2 separate regions of the Homo sapiens genome follow, and region 1 is linked to region 2. The links are chromatin loops, found by intact Hi-C in ENCODE. Cell type or tissue: HepG2. All regions are shown on one strand. Links, peaks and the distances in the headings refer to the core of each region. The heading gives the core; the rest is flanking DNA.

Region 1 (8,590 bases), core at 194-8,193, 85 kb after region 2:
AAAGGCCTCCTGTGCTGAGCTAAGGGCTTTGAACTTTTTCATAAGAGTTATCGAGAGGCTTTTAGGCTGAGAAGAAAAGAAATAATTCCATTTTTTATTTTAGAAAATCAACTGTGTAGCAATTTGGAAAGGAGCTAGACTAGAGGAAAAACGGCCAAAAAGGACACTATTCAGGTAACAAAGGCAAGAGAGATAGGTAGACAAAATAAGCCAGTGCTAAGACAATGGGATAAGAACAGAATAAAGAGGTAAGGAAGGCCGGGCGCGGTGGCTCACGCCTGTAATCCCAGCACTTTGGGAGGCTGAGGCAGGCAGATCACGAGGTCAGGAGTTCGTGACCAGCCTGGCCAACATGGTGAAACCCCGTCTCTACTAAAAATACAAAAATTAGCCGGCCATGGTGGCACATGCCTGTAATCCCAGCTACTCAGGAGGCTGAGGCAGGAGAATTGCTGGAGCCCGGGAGACGGAGGCTGCAGTGAGCCGAGATCGTGCTACTGCACTCCAGCCGGGTCAACAGAGCAAGACTCTGTCTCACAAAAAAAAAAAAGAAAAAGAAAATTAAAACCAATCTCGGGAAAACTCTGTCCAAAGGAAGAATATTTCATCCTGCAATACATTTTTTGTCACTTTTCAGAATACAAAGGCAACATGGATTGTCTCAATGGCTAATTTCTTACACACAGAAGTGGTCTTTTTACAAACCAAAATACAAATCCAGCATATTTTTCTTAACTAAACAAAGGCAAGCACACTCTTATTACATCATCTCCTCCTTCACCTGTCCTCAGCCCACTCCTCTGTAGCTGCCACCACTAAGAAGCAGGATCTCAAAGTTCTCAATGTACATGTAACATGGCTGAGATGTTCCAAACCAGACCTGTTCTTGGAAAATGTTGATCTCATATTCAATTAAGGGAGGAAAATACTACTATGAAACTGGTCACATATTCAACTACTATAGGAAACAGCACAACCAAAATTTTATAGAAAATCTCTATCAAACAAGAAACCAGTCAAGTAATTCAGGACCGCAAATCAGATCAGGTAAGTAACCATGAAGTACCTGCAACATAGTACGTCTAATCAAATACATTTTTGTTTAAATCATCACCAGAATCACTATTAACAAAATGCTTTTCCAAGACAGGAAAATATATTAAGGGACAATGAATTTCCTGAGATGACATACCACGTCTAAGGGGGCATAGTCAATATCCTCCAGAAGGATCCAGTGGCCCATTGTGGCTGCCTGTGTCAGGGTGCCAGGCTGCCACACAAACTCTCCAGGAACATCTGTGCAGCGATACATCCCCAAAAGCATCTGCAGAAAGAAGATAAAGTAATTACTGAAAAACCATACCTGTAGTGGCAATGCTACATCCTTTGATTAACTGTTAATCTTCTATAGGTAGGTGTAAGTAAGTAGGCACTTGAGGTTTACATAGGTTGGCCCCAACAGTTATAAGCAAGACCAATAACTATTGTTATATTCCCTTAGCAAAAGCAATATTTTAATGCAAATATTTACAAGCATGACAAGCCACCAAAACTTAACATTTCCTTATTACCTTACTGTCAGTCTGATCTCCAAGCTGGACTTTGAGAAGCTGAGGAGGCTTTGTTCTACCTGTCACTGCAGCTAAATATTCAACTAAGGAAGTTTTGCCACATCCTATTGGTCCTTCCAACAACACAGCATTCTGAGAAGCAACCGCCATAGCCAGGGTCTGAAGACTTTTGCAGACAGACTCAACCAGCACATAAGACCTAAGGGCCAGCTCCTGTTCACGTGAAGAACTCCTATTACCACCCTAAAGAGGCAAGACAAAAGCCATGTCAAGAAGAGTTCTTCCCCCAAGGAACCGAAGTTAATTTCCACAGTAAGCCTTCTACTAACCTTACACAAACCTCTGTAAGTAAATTAGTAGTACCAAAACTATAATAACAACAGGTATGTCATCTAAAGATCTCATGGGCATTGTGGCCCATGCCCATAGTCTCAGCTACTGGAAGTGCTGAGGTGGCAGTATCATTTCATCCCAGGAGTTCAAGGATAGTAAGCCATGATCACACCACTGCACTCCAGCCTGGGTGACACAGAGACCCCGACTCTAGAAAAATAAATAAATTTTTAAAAATAAAGCAAAGGGCCAGGTGTGGTGGCTCAAGCCTGTAATACCAGCACTTTGTGAAGCCAAGGCAGGTGGATCACCTGAAGTCAGGAGTTCGAGACCAGCCTGGCCAACGTGGTGAAACACCATCTCTACTGAAATTACAAAAACATTAGCTGGACATGGTGGCATATGCCTGTAATCCCAGCTACTCGGGAAGCTAAGGCTGAAGAATCACTTGAACCCAGAAGGCGGAGGTTGCAGTGGGCCAAGATCGTGCCACTGCACTCCAGCTGGGCAACAAGAGTGAAACTCCGCCTCAAAATAAATAAATAAATAAAAATAAAAATAAAGCAAGGATCTGATTTTTTTTTCTTTCCATTTTTATTGGGGGTGAGGGATGGTGGGGGTATTCCATGGGAAGTAGGGAATCAGAATTTGTTGGCAAATGTAAGAAAATCTTCCAAAGTTTAAGTAGCCAAAAAAGCTGATGCACAAAGGTAGGGAAGAGCAAACCTCATCTATTACTGTTGGATTTTTCTTTTATTCCTTTCCCCATATTCTAGGATTTCCCATCTAAGATCACAAATATACACAATACATTTAGAAGACAATCAGGGAAATATGGACACTGAGAGGATATCTTATGTTGTAATTTTTTTTTAGGTATAATAACAATAGCAGGGATTTTTAAAGTTTGCCTCCTTTAGAGATATATACTGAAATATTTTCATATAAAATACTATGATGCCTGGTATTTGCTTCTAAGTAATATAATGTGAGGTAGTCATGCAGAAATATAAATGAAATGTAATTGATAATTATTGAATACCCAGGTCTATCAGGTCCATGGGTATTCACTATACCATTCTTTCTACTTTGGAATATGTGCGACATTTTCTGTAACAAAAAGTAAAAAAGAATATTAAAACACACCCAGTAAGTTTAATGAGAAAGAATTTCAGCTTTGTAAGACAAAAACATTCTCAGTCAGATGTGGTGGCTTACACCTGTAATCCCAGCACTTTGGGAGGCTGAGGAGGGAGGATGGCTTGAGGTTAAGAGTTCAAGACTAGGCTGGGCAACATAGTGAGACTCTGTCTCTACAAAAAATGTGAACTAACGTGTAAAGTAAAAAATGTTAACATGGTAAATGTTGTATCAAAACTTTTAATTTTTTTTTTTTTTTTTTTTTTGAGACAGAGTCTCACTCTGGAGTGCAGTGGCACGATCTCGGCTCACTGAAAGCTCCGCCTCCCGGGTTCAAGCCATTCTCCTGCCTCAGCCTCCCGAGTAGCTGGGACTACAGGTGCCTGCCACCAAGCCCGGCTAATTTTTTTGTATTTTTAGTAGAGACGGGGTTTCACCATGTTAGCCAGGATGGTCTCGATCTCCTGACCTCGTGATCTGCCCGCCTCGGCCTCCCAAAGTGCTGGGATTACAAGCGTGAGCCACTGCGCCTGGCCTTAAATGTGTTTAATAATAACAATGCATCCAATATACATGGGGGAAAAGGGGAATGATTTATAACCTTAAAGGGGTAGTAAGTTCTCAAATATGGCTGGTTCCCTAAAAATACGTGAGGATTAAATGAGAAATTCAGAGCTGGAAGCTCTTGAACTTTCCTCAGGGTTGTCCTCTCATAAATTTAGCAGGCAGGCTGCACCGCAACTCTACCCTGCGCTTTGGCCCCAGGGTCCCCACTGCTAAACAACAGCAGGTCCATTCTAACCAGAATCCTTCCCTATGTTAAAATCCTAATGCCCTAAACATAATCTAGGTTGGGATACTGGTTACAGGATACGTGGGGGGTAAAGAGGGAGGAGGGAAGGGGACGGGTCTTCACAACTAGAAAAAAACACAAAGAGCTTTGGAAGTACTGGGTGTTTGGTGTTATTTATATGAAGTTTATGAATAATCACTGACTACACTTATGACAATGTGCATTTTCCTATATGTATATTACATTTTAATTTTTTTTTTTTTTTACTACTACTGACCAGAACCCAACTGATGGGTTCAAGAAATGACCCAGAACTTATTCCAAGAAGAAAAGTGGGTGGCCTGGGTGTAGTGGCTCACGCTGAGGCAGGGGGTCACGAGGTCAGGCATTCGAGACCAGGCTGGCCAACATAGTGAAATTCCGTCTCTACTAAAAATACAAAAAATTAGCCAGGCATGGTGGCAGGCACCTGTAATCCCAGCTACTCAGGAGGCTGAGGCAGAAGAATCACTTGAACCTGGGAGGGGGGAGGTTGCAGTGAGCCGAGGTTCTGCCACTGCACTTGCACTACAGCCTGACCATCAGACAAAGTGACAACTGACTGAAGACTGCTATGGAAAAAGAGACTGGCTCCCACTAGTGCCAGACTTATGATCTGCAAGCCTGTTCAAGTATGGTCTCAAGCCATTCGTGGAAAGAAGCTTGTTGCATATGGGAGAGAGGAAGTTCACTAGATACTGGACTCTCTACAATGAGATAGTTCTGAAAGAAGAGGCTGCTGGGAGTCATCTCTAGACCTAGGCCTGTCTTTGCCACAGAGCAGTCCAAGGGTCTCCAGCAAGTAATTCTGCCTTTGAATTACATCAACATAGGATCGTAACATGTGCTACAGAACTTCACACAGTTTTTGCAGCAAGCAAACAAGAAGATATACGGAACAGCTCCGCGCAAGTTAAAGGCATCACACAGGAACCATTAGTTTCTAATTTCATATTAAACAGGGACAGGCTGGGTGCAGTGGCTCACGCCTGTAATCCCAACACTTTGGGAGACTGAGGTGGCATGATCCCTTGAGTCCAGGAGTTCCAGATCAGCACAGACAACATAGTGAGACCCCGTCTCTACAATTTAAAAAATTAACAAAAAATAAAAACAAGAACAGTGGGAATATCAGGGGAAAAGCCCAAGATGAATTTCTTTTTAACTTCCAAAAATGAAGCAGCAATTTAACAAACTAAATTTAGCTCACACCTGGTACATAGAACCCAGCCAAAGACAGAGCACACTCAGTGTTTAGTAGGGGGAAGGGGACACACCCCCTACTGATACCAACATACCAGCTCTCCAGGGGCTGGCAGCTGCCCAGGCAGCACCACACCACAAACAGCTGTCACCCTAGGGGAGAGGTCAGACGAAACAAGATGTCCCTGTAAGTACTGCAGCTCCTTCTGCTTACGCCAAAGGGAGACTTCTGGATTGGCCAAAACCAAGGCCTTCTCCAAGTCCTGCAACTGGGCCTCTTCTAATAACCTGAGAGAAAGGAGAGTCTCGTCAATTACCTTACCACTCAGAAATGCTATCGCAAGACCTGCAGTCACCTCTGGCCTGTCACCCCCAGAAAAGAAAAAAAAAAAAGAAATGCTATAGCAAGACCTCCACGAAGGTTCCTGCTTACCTCAACCTGAAATGGATCAATTCATCACTATTAAATATCTTCTTAAGAAATGATAACTTGTGCTCTTCATTCATACAGGTAACCAAAGCAAGACAATTGGCTGTATACCTAGGGAAAAAGAAAGTATGTAAATTCAGTTTATCTGCAGTTGATAATAAAGAATAAATAAAATCCACTAGCCAACTGAACACTAGAAAAGGAAATCTCAATTATTACAACACATTTAAGAACAGAAAATACAAATCAGGCACAATGGATTTACTTGATGGAACATGAAAAAGGTGAAACTCCATTCATATCATCTCATTTTCCTCTGCAATGACACATGATTAAAGAAAGGAAGTAAAACCCCAAAAGCCACAAGAACAAAAATAACAAATTTTAAATGGTTTCCTTTCCCTCCTGACACACACAACTCCACACATGCCCTGTACCATCCCCACACTAGAAGTGCAAAAAAGTCTAACAGCTACGCACCAGCGAACCAAGGTGTCATGGCTTCTGAGGAGAGGGACACACACACTCCAGTCCCAGAGCTCCCGGAACACAGACTGCTCCTGCTGCAGAAACTTGAAGGCTGCTTCCATTAGGTCCCGGAGCTTCATCCTCCTACGTCCATAGCGTACTGGATTAGCATCTGAACTCTCTAGGAAAAGTCTTTGAAAGACTGGGGATGTGTCCTTGAAATATCTCAGGGCAAACCTTCAAACACAAAGAATACAGACATCCCCAACTTAACAATGGTTGGACTTAATTTTTCTGCTTTGTAATAGGTTTATCAGAGTATTAAATGCATTTTCAACTTAAGCTATTTTCAAAAAGGAGTATCTATATTTTCATTGATTGGTGGGAATATCATAGAACGCAATTCTCTACTCTGACCAAACCACAAAACAGAACTCCCAAGGGTCTGAGAACATAGGGGAATGAATGCTGAATCTACTTAGTCGTAAAATTGTATCCTGTTCAATTTCAGGAACCAGGACAATGGCATGAGATAATTCTGACTAAGAGGATACAAAAATCTAAAGTAATTACCTACAAAATCGGGGGGTACTTAATGTAAGTGTTTACAACGGAAAAGGCACTCATTTCCAACAAACATTTATTCAGTTCTATGAGCCAGATACTGTAGTTTAATAACTGGGATTCAAAACCAAATAGATACTCTTCTTGAGGAGTTTGCTGTCTAGTAAGGAAGACAGCCACTTTTAGAAACGCTAAGAGACATACACACACGAGTCAACTGAATCTGGGGAGAATCAAGAAGAGATGCTTAAGTTACACCTTAATGAATGAAGACGACAAGCCTGGGCAACATAGTGAGACCTTGTTCCTACAGAAAAAAAAAAAATTAGTGGGGTATGGTGGAGCCTGAAGCCTATTCAGGAGCCTGAAGCTGGAAGATCATTTGCCAGGTTCCAGGTTACAATGAACTATGAAGGTGCCACTGCATTCCAGCCTGGATGACAGAGCAAGACCTTGTCTCAAAATAAGTAAATGAACTGCAAACCCTTCGCTAGATTAAGAAAAAAAAGATTCAAATAAACTAAAATCAGAAATAAAAGACAGGGCTGGGTGTGGTGGCTCACACCCGTAATCCCAGCACTTTCGGAGGCTGAGGCGGGCAGATCACCTGAGGTCAGGAGTTCTAGACAGCTGGACCAATATGGTGAAACCCCATCTCTACTAAAAATACAAAATTAGCCGGGCATGGTGGTGGCTCATGCCTGTAATCCCAGCTATTCGGGACGTCGAGGCGGGAGAATCGCTTGAACCCGGGAAGCGGAGGTTGCAGTGAGCCGAGATCGCACCACTGCTCTCAGGCCTGGGCGACACAGTGAGATTCCGTCTCAAAACAAACAAACAATAAAGGTGGGGGGGACATCATATTATATAACCAATGCCATGGAAATAAAAAATATTATTAAAACTTTGAACATGGCCAGGCACAGTGGCTCACACCTGAAATCCCAGCACTTTGGGAGGCTGAGGTAGGCAGATCACTTTAGGTAAGGAGTTCAAGACCAGCCTGGCCAACATGGTGAAACTCCGTCTCTACTAAAAACACAAAATTAGCCAGGTGTGGTGGTGCATGCCTGTAATCCCAGCTACTCAGGAGGCTGAGGCAGGAGAATCACTTGAGCCCGAGACACGGAGGTTATAGTGAGCCAAGATCGCGCCATTGCACTCCAGCCTGGGCGACAAGAGCAAAACTCTGTCTCAAAAAAAAAAAAAAAAAAAAAAAAAACAAAAAAAAAAACCAAACACTTTGAACATTATAAAGAAATGGAAAATATGTACAGACCAATAAGTAACTAGTAAGGAGATTTAGTCAGTAATCAAAAACCTCCTACCAAAGAAAAGCCCAGACTGCACTAGAGAAAAGCTAGATGATTACACTAGGGAATTCTACCAAACATTAAAAGAAGAATTAACACTAATCCTAATGAACCTTAATGTAATCAGGTGGAATTTGAGTAGGCTCATCAATGTTAACAAATGCACTACTCTGACGGGAGATGCTGATAATGGCGAGGCTATGGATGTGTGGGTACAGTGTGTATATGAGAAATCTCTGTACCTTCCTCTCAATTTTGCTGTGAGCCTAAAATGGCTCTAAATTAAGTATTAAAAAATAATTAGCATGCATTAGATGTTTGTTTTTAATTTTATAAAAATTTCTGGGCTGGGCGCAGTGGCTCACACCTGTAATCCCAGCACTTTGGGAGGCTGAGGCGGGTGGATCACCTGAGGTCGGGAGTTCGAGACCAGCCTGACCAACATGGAGAAACCCCATCTCTACTAAAAATACAAAATTAGCCAGGCGTGGTTATGCAAGCCTGTAATCCCAGCTACTCAGGAGGCTGAGGCAGAAGAATCGCTTGAACCTGGGAGGCGAAGGTTGCAGTGAGCCAAGACAGCACCATTGCACTCCAGCATGGGCAACAAGAGTGAAACTCCATCTCAACAACAACACAAAAATTTCTGGTTGGGTGAGGTGGCTCACGCCTGTAATCCCAGCACTTTGGGAGGCCAAGGGAGGTGGATCACAAGGTCAAGAGATCGAGACCATCC
Region 2 (8,590 bases), core at 378-8,377:
CTGGTCTCGAACTCCTAACCTCAGGTGATCCACCCACCTCGGCCTCCCAAAGTACTTAGGATTATAGGCATGAGCCACTGTGCCTGGCTAGGCTCATTTTACTTTATATAAACATCTAATTCTTCCATCACCATTTACTGAATAGACCATTTTTTGCCATTAAATTACCTTTGCATATTTAACAAAAAACAAAACAAAAATAACTGACCATGTATGGGGAAGGGGGGGGGGTCTATCTGTGAATCCTCTGTTTTATTGGTTTAAATGTCTATTCTTAAGACAATACCATACGGTTTTGTTTAATACAGGGTTGCAATGCAAATCAGGTAATATGAGTCTCCAACATGGCTCTTTGAATAATGCATTTTCACAGTAACATTGTTTCTAGATTAGTGATTTCCTATAGTGGTTCCATGAAGTCAAAGCTATTTTCATAATATCATGTTATTTGCCATTTTCACTATGATGACATTTACACTAATAGTACAAAAAAAGAAGGACTGGCAGGCAAATTATGACTATCTGACAGACACTGTATTGAAAATCAATGTGAACCTGTCACTTCAAGAAAAACAATTGAGAGGCCAGGTGCGGTGGTTCATACCTGTAATCCAGCATTATGGGAGGCTGAGGCAGGCAGATCATCTGAGGTAAGGAGTTCCAGAACAGCCTGGCCAACATGGTGAAACCCTATCTCCACTAAAAATACAAAAAATTAGCTGAGCGTGGTGGCACGCGCCTGTAATCCCAGCTACTTGGGAGGCTGAAGCAGGAGAATCACTTGAAACCAGCAGGCAGAGGTTGCAGTGAGCAAAGATGGCACCACTGCACTCCAGTCTGGGCAACAAGAGAGAAACTCCGTCTCAAAAAAAAAAAAAAAAAAAATTGAGGATATATGTTGCCATGATAAAATTTCAGCTTTTAAGCAAAACTTAGAATTCTGAAAAACTGGCCAGGAACAGTGGCTCATGCCTGTAATCCCAGCATTTACGGAGGTTGACGCAGGTGGATCACCTGAGGTCAGGAGTTCAAGACCAGCCTGACCAACATGGTGAAACCCCGTCTCCACTAAAAATACAAAAATTACCTGGGTGTGGTGGCACGTGCCTGTAGTCCTGGCTACTCAGGAGGCTGAGGCAGGAGAATTGCTTCAACCTAGGAGGCGGAGGTTGGCAATGAGCTGAGATCACGCCATTGCATTCCAGCATGGGCGACAGAGCGAGACTCTGTCTCAAAAAAAATTCTGGAAAACAGAGTTTGATGACTTCCTGGTAACGATTTTTCTGAAGAGATTTGTGATTTTTCACAAGTGTGACTTTTTACTTATTTATATTGAAGAATGAAATGTGCCAACTCAGTGAACAGTATTTTCCAAGTTACCAGTGCACGAGCTATAAACTAATGCAGGGTCAAAGTCTATCCAAGGTGCAAACTAGGCCAATGAATTTTCTTTTTTTAGATGGAGTGTTGCTCTGTCCCCCAGGCTGGAGTGCAATGGCACGATCTCGACTCACTGCAACTTCTGCCTCCTGGGTTCAAGCGATTCTCCTGCCTCTCGAGTAGCTGGGACTACAGGCGCCCGCCACCATGCCTGGCTAATTTTTTGTATTTTTAGTAGAGATGGGGTTTCACCGTGTTAGCCAGGATGGCCTTGATCTCCTGACCTCGTGATCCGCCCACCTCAGCCTCCCAAAGTCCTGGGGTTAGAGGCGTGAGCCACCGCACCTGGCCGTGGCCAATGAATTTTAACACAAGAAGTTCACTGATTATTTGCTCAGATTTTCCATTGCAAATAACCCTTACAAAACTACTTGTCATTTTTGGTGTGCCATCAAATAAGAATATTTGAAATTATATGAAATGGTTACTAAAATATTCCTCTCCTTTCCAACCTCCTAACTATAGGAGGCCAGTTTTTCTTCATAAACTTTATCCCAAACAACATACTACAAGAATCCATCTTTTCACAAGCCAGACATACAGAGACTTGCAGGAATGTACAACAGTTCCACATTTCTCAAATTTTACTTTAGAAATTGCTATTTTTTATTGAAAATAAGTTATTCATATTAACGTGAAATTCTTTGCTACTGTATTTTTAAGCAAATTTATGGGTTTTTTTTATGTTTTTCAGATTCAGTTCTTAATATGTAAAAACTGACAGATATAACATCGTTGGAGTTTTTGAGAACCTTTAAGAGTATAGAGGCAGAGATCAAAAAGTTTAAGACTGGCTGCTCTACTTTACTAGACTTACTAGAATAATCTGGATTAAAAATTCCATTTAATCCACATGTGACAATAATGTCTAAGAGGACTTAAGTGGATTAAAATATAACTGTTACAATCTAACAACAGGTGAGCGAATAAAAAAACTGTAGTAGATCCACACAATGGAATACTACTCAGCAATAAAGAGGAATGAACTACTGATACATGAAACCACATGGATGCATCTCCAAATCACAATGCTGAGTGAAAGAATATAAACAAAAAAGTATATATACTGCATAATTCCACGTATAGAAAATACAACTGATCCACAGTAAGAGAGCAGATCAATGGCTACCTCGTTGTGGGTGGGAGCAGGAAAGAAGAAAATACAAAAAGGGAATGAGGAAACCTTTGGGGGTGATGGATATGTTCATTATCTTGACTGTGATAATGGTTTCACAGGTGTATACATGTCAAGACTTATACACTTTAAATATATGCAGTTTATAATATGTAAATTATACCCCAATGAAGATTTTAAATATGTGTATAGGTATATTTAAAACTGTTAAGAATAAGTTTCTTAAATAATATTGGGCATATAACAACACTAAAGTTAGTCTTAGCCCTAAGAATCTTTATGCCAAGAAAGATAAATTTTGTTGTTTAAAAATAAAACAAGATGCAGTTCCTTACCTCATTGGCACTGGCATCAGACACCATTCCCTGGGAGGACTGTACCCAGAGCAGGACTAGTGCATCACAAAGTTCAAAAAAAGCAGCAAGATTGACCACAATTTCATGGGGCAGAGTGTGATAGCTTTCTGGATCTGAGAGTCAACATAAATAAAATGAGAACATTTCATCAGATTTAAAATAATCTCTGGACATTTTCAAAATAAACTGTAATCTAGAATTTAAATGTTATCCCCAGTACAAAGGTCAATTTTGAGAGCAAAAGCAAAAGCAAATTCTTTGCCTACTACAGGTTGAGTGTCTCTTATCTGCAATGCTTAGAATCAGAAGTCTTTCAGATTTTCAATTTTTTTTTTTTGATTTTGGAAATCTTTGCATATACATAATGAGGTATCTTGGGGAAACACATAGTCCAAATTTTCTATTTTACAATGTTTTTAATAATTTTGTGCATGAAACAAAGTTTGGACTGCATTTTGACTATGGCTCATCATATGAGGTCAGGTATAAAATTTTCCATTTGTGGCATCATGTCAGTGCTCAAAAAGTTCCTGATTTTGGAGCATTTCAGATTTCAAATTTTCATATTAGGGATGTTCAATCTGTATTATTAAACTCTGCAAATGAGGCATGTATACCTACAGATGTAAATAATGTCTCACGGAAAAATGCAGATTATAAAGAAAAAAATGTATATTTTATACAAGTATTTAAGTATAAAATGAAAACTAAGTACATATGTTTAGATAGATAGTTAATACCAATAGATATGAGAAAACATAAATGAAACTATTACTAACAGTAGCTGATGTAAAGATGAACTTTTTCAATTTTTATACTTTAATAGTTTGAATTTTTTCCAACAAGCACAACTATCTTTTCAATTAACAAAAAAAAAACATGGGAGAAATGCTCCCTCCTATAATAAATGCTTATGAATATGTACTTTTTCAGCTGACAGACCTAGTTTTCAAGTGGCTCTGTTACTTGCTAGAGACGTGACCTTGAGCATCTCCGTGTCTCCGTTTCCTCACTAACAACATGGGGACCTATATCACAGGTGGCTACAAAAAGTAAATGAGATCAAGGACACATAAAAAGCATTTAGCTAAGCACCTGGCACAAAGTAAGTGCTCAGTAAATGTTAGTCATTACTATTGAGTAAGGGGACATGTTTAAAATCAGGCCAGCAGATTAAAAGAAACCAGTAAACAACAGCAGCTGCTGAATATGCCTCTCAACTTTAGCAACATTATGCAATCAGATGCTTAATTAGAGAACACAAAAGGTAAATGTTCTTACCTTGATGGAATTCAAAGGACATTCTCAAAACACTCTCTCTTAGCTTTTTGCTACCAACAGAAACCAAATTTGCTTCAGTAAAAACCCGTTTTTCCCGGTCAAGATATATGATTGTCCTGGAATGAGATTCAAAAAACGTAACAAATAGCTATCGGTTAATAACATTTTCAATCATATCCTCTATTTGCTGGAACACTTGGAACATCAGGGTCCTTCATCCTGCCATTCCTCTCCTGCCTCTGCAAATCTTGGACTAAAGAGATGGAGATGAAAGTGACAACTACTAAGGTGAAAGGAAAGATCGATGGATGGAGAAAGCTGGGTCTAGGCAGACTCCCAGGCCTTGGTCTGTCACGATCTGACAAACTGCACCGTGAACTCTTCAAAGTGGCCATGGTAGAAATGGAGGAGTTGGTGGAGCAGAGGAGTAGGGGGCTGGTAGCTTGCAAGGCACCCTCTGAGGTACACACTATACTTGTGGATTCACTTTGAAAATTAAGTAAATTCATATGTGAGTGTGTACATAAGTATGGAGGTGCTATTATGTCTCCAACATTTGAGGACAGGAAATGATGTGGACAGAGAGATTGCTGAGGAAGAGACAAGTAAAAACAAGTAGGTGAAAATGGGAGGAGCTGCTGGGAATCAAACAAAAACCAGGCTGGGCACAGTGGCTCACACCTATAACCCCGGCACTTTGGGAGAATGAGGCAGGTGGATCACTTGAGCTTAGAAGTTTAAGACCAGTCTGGGCAACATGGCAAAACCCTGTCTCTACAAAAAAGTACAAAAATTAGCCAGGTGTGGTGGTATGTACCTGTAGTCCCAGGTACTTGGGAGGCTGAGGTGGGAGGATGGCTTAAGGCCAGGAGGCAGAGGTTGCAGTGATCCAAGATTATGCCACTGCACTCCAGCCTCAGTGACAGAGCTAGACCCTGTCTCAAAAGCAAAACAAAAAACAGAAAACAGTAGAAAATATGATTATCGTATGATAAAGGCAATCATGTCCAACACCCCACAACTTCTCAGGTTCACAAAATTCAACACACATAAGCTATTTGACAGATTCTTAGGAAAGGTATAATCCGAGAAGCCAGTGAGGCAAACAGTGCCCAGAGCAGCAGGTTTCACTTACTTGTTTGCAGCTGATTCTAAAAGGGCAAAGAGCTGGTCAGGCTGGTCCGTTTGTGGGTCAAAGTCCATCAAATTTCTAATCATGTCCAGAGCCTGCATATTCCATCGGGGATCCAGAGGGATCACAAATTCATCTAGTTTAAAAACAGAACAAAACAAAAATCAGAAATATTGGAGAAACTCCTTGCCTGGGAAGTTTCAGTTGAATATTTTCATTGTTTTACTTTGAGCACATTGAATCATGATGGGGAAGAGGTTGAACCAGTAAATACCATGAGTTTCATCCCATAATACTAGAATAGCAGGGTTTAATAGCTTTTACACTCTATCTTTACCAAATGCAAAGTATCTGTATGTCCTGAAAGTTCATCCCAATGCAGGATATAAAGGTAATCCCTACTAGAATACAACATTCCAACCAATGAATTCACTTCCTGAGATCACACTAATCCATGGGCTAAATTACACAGTGGTCACCATTAGCTTAAAAAAAAAAAAAAATACGTACATGGCAGAAAATGAATAAATACACCTCACTATCTGTTTTCATTAAGAAAACAATGCAGTTTTTTAAACTTAAAAACAAATTCTCTATAATCAGAATGTGGCTGCTGCTGCCCCACAATCCTCTGGCTCACACCTGACACAACTTCTGTGAAGCAGCAGGAGGAGACTGACATTCTCCAGAAGTTGTGAAAACCCAAGGAAGGGAGGCAAGACACAAAAAAGGGTAACATTAATTTGAAGGTGGCTGGCAGGACGGTTCAGTGGAGCACTTTAAGTTTTAAAAGCATCCACCATATAGTAGACTACCCAGACTACCCAGGACATACTGTGAACAGCAGGTACATTAAGGAGGGAACCCATATTCCAACACTCAGTAAGATAAAAGGGCTACAAAACTGAAAAGGACAGTTGGAGCTAATGTGTTCCAACAGAGGACAAGCGATGCCTGCTGAAAATGAAAGCTGCTACTGTAGAACTGTGTTTGTAAAAGTTACAATCCTCTCATAGTGGAAAGCCATGCCTTAGTTCAGCCACAACTTGACTAGCAAAGTATTTTTCTCTATTGTTTGATTTCTTCCCATTCACTCCATGATCTTTAGTGCACATAAAGGAATTATTTAGCACAAAAGCATCATGCATATTTTCTTCTAAACCAAATGGCCAGTGGTATATTTTGATCAACATCAAATGAAGATGGAGGTAGAAAATTTTAAATCTGGTGTTGTGAAAATGCCCATTTTCTTCATTAATGCTTGTGCCAATCAAGTTAATATTACTCTGTTCTAGGAAATGTTTATTCTCTCACTCCTTATTTAAAAAAAATTAATCTTGAATACTTCCTTTGATCAGATATCTTAGATGTCTATTTCTGTTATCACTATGGTTTTATAACTTCGTCATCAAGGTTTTCTCAGAGACAGGGTCTGGCTCTGTTGCCCAGGCTAGAATGCAGTCAGTGGCACTATCACAGCTCACTGCAGCCTCAAACTCCTGGACTTACACAATCCTCCTCTCTCAACCTCCCAGGTAGCTGGACCACAGGTACAAGTCACCGCATCTATCATTAAAGGTTTATATTTTCCTAAATTAAATGACCCTGTGTAACTTTCCTTTAAGTCAAATATCTCGTGGTTTGAAACTCTTCCTACTAACGATACTGGTAGACAACACAAAGCTAAGGGTGGAAGGCACCTCAGAGAAATAAGAGCTTAATTCCCCTAGTTTCTAAACACAGGCAGAGACAGTGAATGATGAGCCAAAAATCTACCAAGCCAGTTTGTGGCAGAGTTGGTACCAGGGCCTAGTGTTCCAACTCCTAGATTCTTTTTACTCCATGGCATATCATCAGCCTCCTTCAGAAGCTGGAGGATAAATGGATAGTTTCAGGCCAAGCATGGTGGCTCAAGCCTCTAGTCCCAACAGTTTGGGAGACCAAAGCAAGAGGATTGTTTGAGGCCAGAATATCAAGAAGACCCTGGGCAACTTAGTAAGACCCTGTCCCTTTAAAAAAAAAAAAAAGAAATTTCAAAAAAAAAGAAGGAGAATTTGCTTCTGCATATCATGAGTCTTCTAAAAAATACCGTTATGTTGAGACCTCTAACAGGTCAGATCTTTTCCCCATAAAGTCAAAAGATAAGTTTCCAAAACAGTGCTGAGAGCTAGAAATCAAAAGTGCATACCTGTTGTATTTGGTTGTAATATTTTGAAAACATTACTGACTGCACCTGAGAGGGAATGTGAGTAAAAATTCCTGAGAGATGCAGCACTGGCTTCCAAATGAATTTGTATGGACTCTGTGGAGGAAGGAGAAACCAGTGTTAGACTCTAAAGCAGTGCTATCCAATTGAACGTTCTGCAGTGATGAAAATGTTCTACAGCTGCATAGAATAACCACTAGTCACATATGAGGACCTGAAATGTGGCCAGTGCAACTAAAGGACTGGATTTTTTATTTTTTTAAATCTAATCTACATTTACATTTTAGTAGCCCTCTCTGGCTGGCTAGTGGCTATCATATAGGACAATACAGATAAAAATATTTATAAAAATTCTCTACATATATTTAGACAGATGACCACATGTGTTACAAAATATTATAAACATCCATGGGCTTATTGACAAATTCTCATGAAGTAGAAAGGCTCATGTAAACTCAATTACTTAATCTCCACCAACAAATTCCATGTTCTGTACTTTACAATTCAAGCAATGTTGTTATTGTTGCTTTGTCCTCTCTTAAAACGAAAGAACTACAAAGAAAGTACAGGTGGCCCTCCATATCTGAGGGTTCCACATCTGTGGAATTCAACCAACTACAGATCAAAAATATTCAAAAATTTAAAAAAACAAAAAATAAAAATACAACAAAAATAATATAAATTTTAAAACAACGTACTACAACAACTATTTACATAGCATTTACATTGTATTAGGTATTATAAGTAATCCAGAGATGATTTAATGCATACAGGAGGATGTGTGTAGGGTATATGAAAATACTATCCCATTTTATATAAGGGGCCTTAGCGTCCACGTATGTTGATGTCCCTGGGTGGGGGAGGGAGAGTCCTTGTATCAATCCCCCACAGATACCAAGGGACAACTCCAAGTGTGACAACATGGAGCACTGGAACTAAAATAAGATTAGAATCTTATATACTTTTAGAGGAAATGCATTTATCAAAACTAATACCTTTCCCATATAGAATGGTTCTGTAGCAGTAGTACAGCACAAAAA

What was found. Hi-C counts contacts between places; a loop is a spot of excess contacts. Peaks named below come from ENCODE experiments on the same cell type or tissue, not always from the same donor. Only the 100,000 strongest peaks of a DNase experiment are listed, where the experiment ranks them.
Region 1: a loop joins it to region 2, with 3 times the contacts of the local background. A loop is called at or near these places in 3 of 110 quality-filtered maps.

Annotation. Positions count from the first base shown.
Region 1 is chr6:89,788,588-89,797,177 of GRCh38, forward strand. MDN1 (midasin AAA ATPase 1) reads right to left here. Exons shown (of 102, transcript NM_014611.3): 3 at 5,990-6,214; 4 at 5,513-5,620; 5 at 5,175-5,367; 6 at 1,572-1,814; 7 at 1,193-1,324. Among named protein-coding and RNA genes, the nearest start is that of MDN1, 27 kb to the right of the region's middle. In HepG2, for the core only: a CTCF peak has its summit at 4,478; a DNase peak (open chromatin) is centred at 4,484.
Region 2 is chr6:89,703,149-89,711,738 of GRCh38, forward strand. It overlaps MDN1 (midasin AAA ATPase 1), which reads right to left. Exons shown (of 102, transcript NM_014611.3): 50 at 7,533-7,646; 51 at 5,348-5,480; 52 at 4,213-4,328; 53 at 2,911-3,044. Among named protein-coding and RNA genes, the nearest start is that of LYRM2, 69 kb to the left of the region's middle. In HepG2, for the core only: no CTCF peak of the experiment used is centred there; a DNase peak (open chromatin) is centred at 5,373.